3 separate regions of the Homo sapiens genome follow, and regions 1 and 2 are each linked to region 3. The links are chromatin contacts, found by Hi-C or POLR2A ChIA-PET in ENCODE. All regions are on one chromosome and are shown on one strand. The core of a region is the stretch at or near the end of the contact, and the rest is flanking DNA. Distances in the headings are between cores, read along the strand shown. Region 1 holds the start of FTH1 (ferritin heavy chain 1). Region 2 has its middle 4.1 kb from the start of AHNAK. Region 3 holds the start of PLAAT2 (phospholipase A and acyltransferase 2).

Evidence for each region. Hi-C counts contacts between places; a loop is a spot of excess contacts on that map. ChIA-PET counts read pairs that join two places held with the same protein, here RNA polymerase II (POLR2A). Pooled maps may share reads with other maps.
Region 1: a loop to region 3 is called in a map with no recorded cell type, with 8 times the contacts of the local background. The contact joins the promoter of FTH1 here to the promoter of PLAAT2 in region 3. A Hi-C loop is called at or near these places in 3 of 37 single-sample maps with no recorded cell type and 6 of 50 pooled maps.
Region 2: a pooled map shows a loop between it and region 3 (6-fold over the local background). The contact joins the enhancer-like site here to the promoter of PLAAT2 in region 3. A Hi-C loop is called at or near these places in 6 of 37 single-sample maps with no recorded cell type and 10 of 50 pooled maps. POLR2A ChIA-PET finds 5 or more read pairs at or near these places in 1 of 52 experiments (GM12878).

Annotation. Positions count from the first base shown.
Region 1 is chr11:61,966,335-61,969,895 of GRCh38, forward strand. It overlaps FTH1 (ferritin heavy chain 1), which reads right to left and starts at 1,300. Exons shown (of 4, transcript NM_002032.3): 1 at 978-1,300. The coding sequence starts at 1,091. It overlaps LOC399900 (a long non-coding RNA gene), which reads left to right and starts at 960. Exons shown (of 1, transcript NR_187560.1): 1 at 960-2,545. RefSeq lists silencers at 827-1,026, 1,297-1,646 and enhancers at 2,167-2,236, 2,357-2,406.
Region 2 is chr11:62,549,155-62,552,575 of GRCh38, forward strand. No RefSeq gene overlaps it. Among named protein-coding and RNA genes, the nearest start is that of AHNAK, 4.1 kb to the left of the region's middle. RefSeq lists enhancers at 2,017-2,822, 2,823-3,421. Within about 2 kb of position 1,979, at least 29 of the 41 ENCODE cell types and tissues checked have a DNase peak (open chromatin) inside an H3K27ac peak, as active enhancers do.
Region 3 is chr11:63,562,123-63,565,607 of GRCh38, forward strand. PLAAT2 (phospholipase A and acyltransferase 2) reads right to left here and starts at 1,257. Exons shown (of 4, transcript NM_017878.2): 1 at 1,194-1,257. The coding sequence starts at 1,202. RefSeq lists a silencer at 2,214-2,293.

The DNA of each region.
Region 1 (3,561 bases), core at 50-2,549, 1.6 Mb before region 3:
TGTAAACATACTTTTATAATAGTTATATCACAAAAATTTGATTTTCAGTTTTAGACATTTGATGTAGTCAAGTGTTTGTGAAAGGCAGTGACAGTCACAGAAATACAGGCCTGTTTTCAAATCCATTTGGAACACATTTATTCTTGGGATAGTTTGGACAATCACAAGGCAATTCTAAGGAAGACTCCCACGACACTGCCTAAGACCAAGATTTGGGAAAACTGATTCCACTGATCACTGAAAAATTTCTTGCCCAGTAACTGTCGGTGGACTTTATCCAAGAACTGGGGGTTCAATTAGTAGGCCAAACTCCACACCTCTTACAGTAAGATACATAAAAGATAAATTAGGTCCCCTAGGCGCAAGGTCAGGTGACACTTCGGTGACTGCAGAAGGGGCGATTCCTAGAGATATGCTTCAAAGCAAGTGGGACTTAGAGATAAGCAGAGCCGAGAGGTGGATACGGCTGCTCGAGAGGGATCTACCCACAAGATAAGCCACCTCCCGCCAGCCCCCAAGGTTTGCTATTCGACACCGTTACCCAGCAGCTCCGCCACACACAGGCGGACGGGAGCTGGATACCTAAGCAAAAAACGCTGGCATTTAGGGCCAAATGCCGGAGGCAGAGGAAAAGATGGGAAAGCAAAACTCCACCTTCCTAACCGCAGGATTGATCACACAGGCTGGCAGTCTTGCAACCCCAGGATTTCAGGACACCAAGGTCTCCTTAAAAAAGAAGGGTGTGCAGAGGCGGCCCTGGCCTAGGAGGGAGCATTCTCAGGGTACAGCCGAGAAGAACCAGCTGCCCCGACTTTCTGCGCCAGAGAAGTCCTCGGAAACCTCGAGCAGCCTCCATTTTCCAGAAGGGCGCAGGGAGGCGGGAGAGCCCGCGGGTGGCCACACCCCCGGCCCGCCCCAGCGCGCGCCCCGGGAACCGCGCCCGGCCCCCGCCACCGCTTAGGCCCGCCCGCGCTCACCATGGACAGGTAAACGTAGGAGGCGTAGAGCTCCAGGTTGATCTGGCGGTTGATGGCGGCCTCTGAGTCCTGGTGGTAGTTCTGGCGCACCTGCGAGGTGGACGCGGTCGTCATGGCGGCGACTAAGGAGAGGCGGCGGCGGCGGCGGTGGCTGCGCGGCGCTGGAGCGGCGGCGGGGGCCTTGGGGCAGTCCGAGGGTGCGGTGAAGAGGTGACGGAGGGCTGGCTATGGGCGGCCGGCCGGGGTGGGGAACGAGCGCCGGGTTCCGTCCAAGCACTGTTGAAGCAGGAAACCCCGACGACTCTCGGCGAAGAACGTCTGGCCCTGCGGGTCGCTTGTGGTCTCTTATAGCCGCGTCGGCGTCAGGCCCGCCCCGGCCAATCAGCGCCGCCCGCCCCGAGCCCGCTCCTTCCGGTGGGCGCGGGACCCCGCCCCTGCTGTGGGGGAGGGGCGGCCGCTGGAGGCCCTCGCGCGCTCTGGCGGAGCTCGGGAGCGGGGACCGGTAGCCGACTGCCTCTGGGACAGCGGTGGCGTCTCTGTGCCCGTTTAGTGGAGTTGGAGGGAAGCTGCGAGGAGGCGCAGGAAGTCCACCTCAGAACCCCCCCCCCGGTCTAGGGGCGCCCGGGCGTTGGAACCGGCGGGGGAAGGGTGCGGGGGCGCATGGGGTGATCCTGATTCGGCTCCCATTTTCCCGAACGGGCACCCTGAGGCTCCTGGCCCGGGGCATGGTGTTAGAAATCATAGCTGCGGAGAAGCCCTTGTGACACCTTGCTGCAGATTGGGAAGCTGCAGATGATTGGGAAGGTGGAAGGTGGAGACGCGGTCCTTAGGTGGTCGAGCGCATTTTCTCTTCCTCAGAGTCCAGGAAGGAGCGCGATGGAGAAGTGGGGCGCACGGCGGGTTTCGGGTCCGCCCCTGCCCTTCCGACTCCTCCGACCACGTCTGCCTTTGGCTGAAAGCAAATATGGCTCCGTGTGCGGTTTCTGCAACAAAGGCTGGGCGGGCCGGGTTTCCCTAGGGATGGGGACCGCCTCCCCGGGGAGTCGTGGGGGTGAGCCACCGGGGCCTCCGAGAGAATCGCTGGTGTCGCTTCGCACCCAAGGGACACATCTCGGGTTAGAAAGGAGAAACGACGTGGATCTAAAGGCGAAGCCCATGCTGAGGACTTTTCAAAATGGCCTCTTATCGGCCCCACTCACAGGAGCTTCAGGCTTCGGTGGCCCTGTAGGACAACCCTGGGGTGTCATTGGAGAGAAGCTGACGGGGTTAATGGCGGGTGACAGGTGAAAGAGACCCCGGAGGGGTGGGGCCGGTGTGTGTGGCTAAGCTGAGTCCCAGGCACAGGGTGGATGTGAATTTATGGGTGGCAGAGCTAGAGCTAGGCCCTGCCCTTACCTAGGTCCTGGCTTCGAGGTCCACTGTTCTGTCGCGTCTTTTGACGCATCGGTGGAAGAACTGAATTTCAGGATGCTCACAAACCTGCAGCTGGAAGCTAGACTTCCAAACCTTAGTTTAAAAAAGCAACTCTACTGAAATACTAAAATAAATTGCCGACGGAATTAGGGTGATTTCTTGTTCACGGTTTCATTTAAAAATGCACCTATGTTATTTACAGGAAAAACGTTTTAGTGGTGCTAGAGCTACAAGAATAAGGTAAACAGAAGGATGCTGCTAGACCAGGAGTACCTTACCCAGTCTGGGATAGGAGGAGGTCGGGGAAGCCCTCCCTAAGCAAGACACGTGAGCTGAGTTTGAAGAAAAAGTTAAAAGGAAGGTGAAGTGCGGGAGAGAAACAGGGAAGGGAATTTGGAGCAGAGTGAACAGCATATGCAAAGGTGTGGAAATGTGGAAATGCATGGCCTGTTAAAGCTGCCTTAAGAAAATATGTTGCCTGGGGCTGGGCGCGGTGGCTCATGCCTGTAATCCCAGCATTTTGGGAGGCCGAGGCGGGCGGATCACTTGAGGTCGGAGTTGGAGATCAGCCTGGCTAACTAACATGGCTAAACCCTTCTCTACTGAAAATACAAAAATTAGCCGGGCGTGGTGGCATGCGCCTGTAATCCTAGCTATTCTGGAGGCTGAGGCAGGAGAATCGCTTGAACCTGGGAGGCGGAGGTTGCAGTGAGCCGAGATCGCGCCTTTGCACTCCAGCCTGGAAGACAAAACAAAACTCCGTCTCAAAAAAAAAAAAAAAAAAGAAAGAAAGAAAGAATGTTGGCCTGGAAAGTACAGTTTATGTTGGGGGATGCTGGTTAGGGTGGAGAATAGGGGCAAGATCGGGCAGGGTTGTGTTCCATAAAAAGAGGTTAAACTTGATCCTAGAGACAGCATAGAGACACCTCATTAGCTTTGTTTTTAGAAACCTTACACTGGGAATCTCTTAGGATAAGAGTATAGCAAAGTCACCATATATAGGATCCAAAGCTTTCCTTTATAACAGTAACCACCAGTTAGAAAATATGGGGAAAAAAGAATGGAAAAAAAAATGTTTTTCACTTACATTGACAACAAAAGCTTAAAGTACCTTGGAATAAAGTTAACAAGAAATATATAGAAAAAACTATAAATGCTTACTGCTGGACAA
Region 2 (3,421 bases), core at 729-3,228, 1.0 Mb before region 3:
TGAATGTCAAGATTACCTGGTCGGGGGGTAGTTCTGAGGACTGGCTCTTGTCCCATTCCAGACTGGAGGGCTAGAGAAGGCTTAACCTCAACCCTACCCTCTAAAAAACCATGATCCTGACCGGGGGCGGTGGCTCACGCTTGTAATCTCAGCACTTTGGGAGGCTGAGCGGGGGCAGATCATGAGGTCAAGAGATCGAGACCATCCTGGCCAACATGGTGAAACCCCGTCTTTCCTAAAAATATAAAAATTAGCACTTTGGGAGGCCGAGGCAGGCGGATCACCTGAGGTCAGGAGTTCAAGACCAGCCTGGGCAACATGATGAAACCCCGTATCTACTCAAAATACAAAAATTAGCCGGGCATGGTGGTGTGCGCCTGTAGTCCCAGCTACTCGGGAGGCTGAGGCAGGAGAATCGCTTGAACCCAGGAGGTGGAGGTTGCAGCAAGCTGAGATCGTGCCACTGCACTCCAGTCTGACAACAGAGCGAGACTCTGTCTAAAAAAAAAAAAAATGATCCTGCAGGCTGGAACAGAGCTGGGGTTTCCTAAGACTGCCACCTCAGCCCAAGGGAGGGGAATATTTTCAAAAGTTTTCAGTGGTGTTAAGTGGAGAAACGCACACTTTTAGAAACTTCTGCCAACTCTTCTCCTTCTGCCCGCTGGTGTAGCCTCCCCCACACCCCCTCCCAAAACTACCTTAATATGATTGTGTCTGATCCTGCAGCAGCTACTTTCGTTGGTTTTTTTTTTGTTTTGTTTTGTTTTGTTTTGTTTTGTTTTTTGAGAGGGAGTCTCGCTCTGTTGCCAAGCCTGGACTGCAGTGGCGTGATCTTGGCTCACTGCAGTCTCCACCTCTGGGTTCAAGTGATTATCCTTCCTCAGTCTCCCAAGTAGCTGGACTACAGTCGTGTGCCACCATGCCTGGCTAATTTTTGTATTTTTTAGTAGAGATGGGGTTTCACCATGTTGGCCAGGGTGGTCTCGAACTCCTGACCTCAGGTGATCCCTGCCCACTTCAGCCTCCCAAAGCGCTGGGATTACAGGTGTGAGCCACTTTGTCAGGAGCTACTTTCATCTGTCAGCTCATTTAATCCTTGCACACCCTGGGAGGGAGGCACTTAGTGAGGAATGGTCTCAGAAAGGGTTCGTGATTTACCTAAAATCACACAACTCACAGAGGCAAGAGTCAAAGCTTCCGCTAGCATTTAAGCCTCATGAGGACAGGGTTCTTTCTTCTCTGCTGTATGCTTTGTGCCTAGATTAACTGATTTTTTGTTTTGTTTTGGTTTTTTGCTTGTTTTTTTTTGAGACAGTCTCACTCTGTCGCCCAGGATGGAGTGCAGTGGAGCATTCATGGCTCACTGCAGCCTCAACCTCTCAAGCTCAAGTGATCCTCCCACCTTAGTCTCCCAAGTAGCTGGGACTACAGACACACACCATCATGCTCAGCTAATTTTTTTTTTTTTTTTTGGTAGAGATAGGGTCTCACTATGTTGCCCAGGCTGGTCTTGAACTCCTGGGCTTGAGCAATCCTCCCACCTCAGCCTCCCAAAGTGCTGGGATTATAGGTGTGAGCCACCGCACCCTGGCCCCTCATGCCTAGAGCACTGACTGACACATAGCAATCACTCAAGAGCATGTTTCAAATGAATGAATGAACTCCAGGTATAACTGGCTCCAAAGCCCTTGCCTTTTCTACAATAGATAGCATCCTGCATCCCAGGCTGTCACAACTTCCTCTGGCTCTCAGCCCCCAGGGAGCAATTCCTCTACTTGTGGGTCTTTCTTGCAGCTACCCAAACATTTATTGTGTGTCCAATATGGGGTTGGGGAACTGTGGTGGTGGTGGAAGCAATAGAGACCTTGGCAAGATGGAATCCCAGCAAAAAGCTCAGTCCAGGCGGAAACGGCTCCGATACCCCTTTACCTTGTCCTTTGAATTCCTTGGAGGTCCTATGCCTCCAGAGAATTGGAGTTATCTTTCCTACCAGGTAATTTACACAGCTACTCCCCCGCCAGCACCCCCCCGACACACTATGTTTTGGGTGTTTTTGTTGTTTTGTTGTTGTGGTGGTGGTGGTGGTGGTTGTTTTGAGATGGAGTCTAGCTCTGTCGCCCAGGCTGGAGTGCAGTGACACGATCTTGGCTCATCTTGGCTCACTGCAACCTCTGCCTCCTGGGTTCAAACGATTCTCCTGCCTCAGCCTCCCAAGTAGCTGGGATTATAGGCACGCGCCACCACGCCTGGCTAATTTTTGTATTTTTAGTAGAGACGGAGTTTCACCATGCTAGCCAGGCTGGTCTCGAACTCCTGACCTCATGATCCGCTTGCCTCAGCCTCCCAAAGTGCTGGGATTACAAGCGTGAGCCACCACACCTGGCCTGTTTTTTGTTTGTTTTTACACACCATGTTTTATAAGGAGTATTAAGGAGTTCTTTCGGTCCCTACTTTGCAAAGAAAACCTCCATCTTCTCGAAGGTTTAGACTCCTCTGTGATATAAAGTAAAGGCTTTCCTCTTATAAGAGGGAGGTCAGCCCTGCCGCTAGTGCTCCACCACCATTCAGAGGGAGCTGGTACCACAGTGCTCCACACGCACTGCCAAAGCTGGATGAGCTCTAGGACTTGTCATCACAGGGATACCCCAGCTTCCCCAGAAGTGACACTGCCTCCCTGGGGAGTGGGGGAGGTTCCCTGATATGTACCTGTTTTGCGTGTGTGTGTATATGTCAGTTTGTGTGTGTGTGCGCGCGTCTGTAATGAACCTTGGGCTCTTCTGTTGCCAGGCAACCTGCCTCTATTTTGTTCCTATTATGCCTGTTTCCATAGTAACCACAAAGGGGAGCTCTGTGGGCAGGCCCCTGGCCAGGGGATTCCCCTTCCCCTCCCTTCTCTCCACAGTCCCCTTTTCTGAAATCAGCATGTTACAAGGAAGAAAAGAGGTTGACTGCTCAAAGGGTAATCTCAGTTTCTGATCCCAGAAGGCAAATGAAGTGTGTGGTCTGTTTGCAGTCTCTTTAGAAGCAGACTTTTCCCCCCATGAAGGTTCTTTTGCATGATATTCTTAGAAGCAGAAAAATGGGCTGTGCCTGGTGGCTCACGCCTGTAATCCCAGCACTTTGGGAGGCCAAGGCGGGTGGATCACTTGAGGTCAGCAGCTCGAGACCAGCCTGACCAACCTGGTGAAACCCCGTCTCTACAAAAAATACAAAATTAGCCGGACGTGGTGGTGCACGCCTGTAATCCCAGCTACTCGGGAGGCTGAGGCAGAAGAATTGCTTGAACCTGAGAGGCGGAGGTTACAGTGAGCCGAGATTGCGCCATTGCACTCCAGCATGGGCAAGAAGAGCAAAACTCTGTCTCAAAAAAAAAAAAAAAAAAAGCAGCAGCAGCAGCAAAGAAATGACTGTTAACCCTTCT
Region 3 (3,485 bases), core at 7-2,506:
GTATGCAAAAACAGAAAAATATTTGGAAGAATACGCACCAGGTTGTACAGAGGGGAAAGGCTGTACAGATGGGAAGGATGGTCAAAGGGGACATTAGTTTTTATGCTAATAGTTTTGGTTTTTGGCTTTTGGCTTTTTTTGAGACATGATCTCATTTTGTCACCCAGGCTGGAGTGCAGTGGCACTATCACAGCTCACTGCAGGAAGCCTCAGCCTCCCCAGCTCAAGTGATCCTCCCACCTCAGCCTCCCAAGAAGCTAGGACTATAAGCACATACCATTATCCTTGGCTAATTTTAATATTTTTTGTAGGGATGGGATCTCACTATGTTGCCCAGGCTAGAGTTTCGGTTTTTCAGACAAAGTGAATGTGTTCACGTATTTCTCCTGGAATTAAATACATTCTTTCTTTTTTAAGTCGAAGCTTTAGAGTCAGAGCCTCCTAAGTTCGAATTCCCTCTCTGACTTTTGGGCAGCCCCCTCTCTATACTTACCAGTATATCATTCCTCCTATCCATGAAGTTGGCAGTAATTATGCCTACTTCATAGGATTGCTTATTAACTACCTGGTGTGGATTAAATAAAAGAAGTGTTTAGCATGGTGTCTGGACCCCTGAGCACTTGGGAAATGTGGCTGCTATTGGGTCTAAAGGAAGAAGGAAACTAAGAAGGAATTGGAGGGAAGGAGGGAAAGTAGAGGGACTGGCCCTGCCTGGAGGCGAGGGAGACAGAGCCCTTTCTGACAGCCCCCATTGCCACCCACACAGCTGGAGCCCTTTCCCTGGACCCTCCCTCCCCAGCTAATCCCTCCCACTGAGGATGATGTGACAGAGGAGGCGGCCTGTGGGGTAAACCAAGGGCTGCTCTCCCTGAGCCCACCATTCCTGCCTTCAGGAGGCTTAGCAGAGCCACTGGTAGTTTGGCCAGAGGAGGGCTTGGAAAAGCATAAACGCAAACTTTGGCCACAGTAGAACCAGACCCCATGCGGCAGCTGAGGCTGGGGAGCCTCCAGGGTCATAACCCAGCACCGTGGTTCCTTCCCACAGTGTCTGAGAGAGCCAGACCCCCAGAACTCAGCATGTGCCCATGTGCCCTCCATGCCAGAGCTGTAGACCAACAAGAATACACATAATCATCACTAATAGGGTGGTTGTTCCTCAAATCAAAGCTTTAAAACCGTTTCTGGGGACTTACCAAAGCCATCCTTCCTTCAAGATGATGTCTTGTGTGTTGCTGACTCTGTGTCCAGCCTTAAATTAGCTCTGAGTTTCACTTTCCCTGTGACCCAGCCCATATACAACTATTTCAGAACATAGGCTGGGTGCGGTGGCTCACACCTGTAATCCCAGCACTTTGAGAGGCTGAGGCGGGAGGATCACAAGGTCAGGAGATCGAGACCATCCTGACTAACACGGTGAAACCCCGTCTCTCCTAAAAAATAGAAAAAATTAGCTGGGCATGGTGGTGGGCACCTGTAGTCCCAGCTACTCCAGAGGCCGAGGCAGGAAATGGCGTCAACCCAGTAGGCAGACCTTGCAGCGAGCAGAGGTCGTGCCACTGCACTCTAGCCTGGGCGGCAGGGCGAGACTCAGTCAAAAAAAAAAAAAAAAAAAAAACAGAACATAGATCAAGGTTCATGTAAAATTTTCCCTGTCTTCAAACAGGGGCAGAGCACATATCAAGTAGGCAAGGCGGCATGAAAATCAGCCAGACAGAAGAGGAATCAGAGCTCAGGATATAGATTGAGAAGGACTTAGTGGCAGTGTGGTCAGGGGCACAGCTGACAATCACCAAGTTTCAGGTGGAACAAGCAAGATCCAGTGGTTGTGGGGGCAAGGGAGGATATAGAGACAGAGACCATGGGGGAAAATTTCAAAAAGGAGAGAGGAGCCCCAGAGAGACTGAGATTCATGCCTCCAAATTGGGAATGATGGTTGCCGGGACAGGCAAACATTTCCACCAACCTCAAACCCCATGGCCCTAGAAAAATCGTATTATTGGAGGCACATTCCTCTACCCTGGAAACAGAGTGAGCCTGCTTGGACAGCAGTATAGAAACCACTCCCCTTTCTGCCTCTCACCCACAGTTCAGAAACACTCATTCCACACCAAATGGAAACCAAAACCCAGTACTGGGTGTGTAGAGGTTGCTTCTTTGAGGCACCTGCATGCTTATCTCACCCAAGCTCCAAATAAGTATCTCTTCTGTCATCTACATATAGTTGTCCGGTCCTGAGCAAACTGGACAGGAAGGGGTGGGTGGGGCTGGGGGGAGCTGAGCATCCTCACTGTGGGGCATGGGGGCGAGGACCAATAACTTACCCTCTTCAGGCTATAAACAAACAAACAAACAAAGAGCTTTAGTGTGGGGATGCAGATGGACTGGAGCCAGAACTGGAAAACTCTTTGGGAGCCACAGCAGTTCTGCATGACCAGCTACTCCCTCAGCTCACGTGGTCATGTGGTCTTGCTCCCATGGAGACGGCCTCTCTCAGCACCTCCACTCCATTCTCCTCTGAGTTGCAGTGGGACAATCTTCAAAGTATTCCTTCTGGAGGGAGACAGTAGGGTTGGCTTGGCTAATTATCTCCTGCCCCATTGTCCAGAGACCTCTGGGCCGGTCCCACTCAGGCTTGCTGATCATCTTTTTAGGGGCTGACCTCCAGTCCAGCAATCTCAGTTCTTCCTATGCCTGCCCTCCCCTTGCAACCACATCACACCCCTGTTTCCTGGGGCAGGAGGACTTCCACGTGCTGTCTGCTGAAAGGATCTCAGGTGGGTTGGCACAATGACCAACCAGACCATGCAGGGCGGAGTTGGGGAGGAACATCACTGTACTCATGCTGGGGCTTGTGGCTTTTCACCGAATCCAAGCTGTTCAGAGTGTCAGGAAATTATGTCCAGGAGCTATAGGAAAGGAGAGTCTGCAAATCAAGGGCCAGTGGAATGAGAATTCTGCTGTCTCCCTACTGTTCATGCTGAGCAGGAAAGGTGACAAAGTTCTACTGACAGAGAACAGGGTAGGGCAGGCCACACCCAGCCTGCTGGTAAGCTCTAGGCCTACAGCCTGGAATACTTACATTTTTGTTCACATGCACGCTCTCTATGTTTGTTTAATTGTATAAAAGGCTATAAAAGGAAAGATAAGCCTCCATTCTCCCCACCTCCAGCCTCCAGCCTCCAGCAACCCAGTTCCCCTTTCTAGAGGCAATGTTATCTTTCTATGTACATGCCAGGAATATCTTGGGCTACATATAATTTTAATGGGCTTTGGCCGGGCACAGTGGCTGATGCCTGTAATCCCAGCACTTTTGGAGGCCAAGGTGGGTGAATCACTTGGGTCAGAAGTTCGAGACCAGCCTAGCCAACATGGCAAAACCCCGTCTCTACTAAAAATACAAAAATTAGCTGGGCTTGGTGGCGCACGCCTGTAGTCCAGCTGCTCGGGAAGCTGAGGCAGGAGAATCTATTGAACCTGGGATGCAG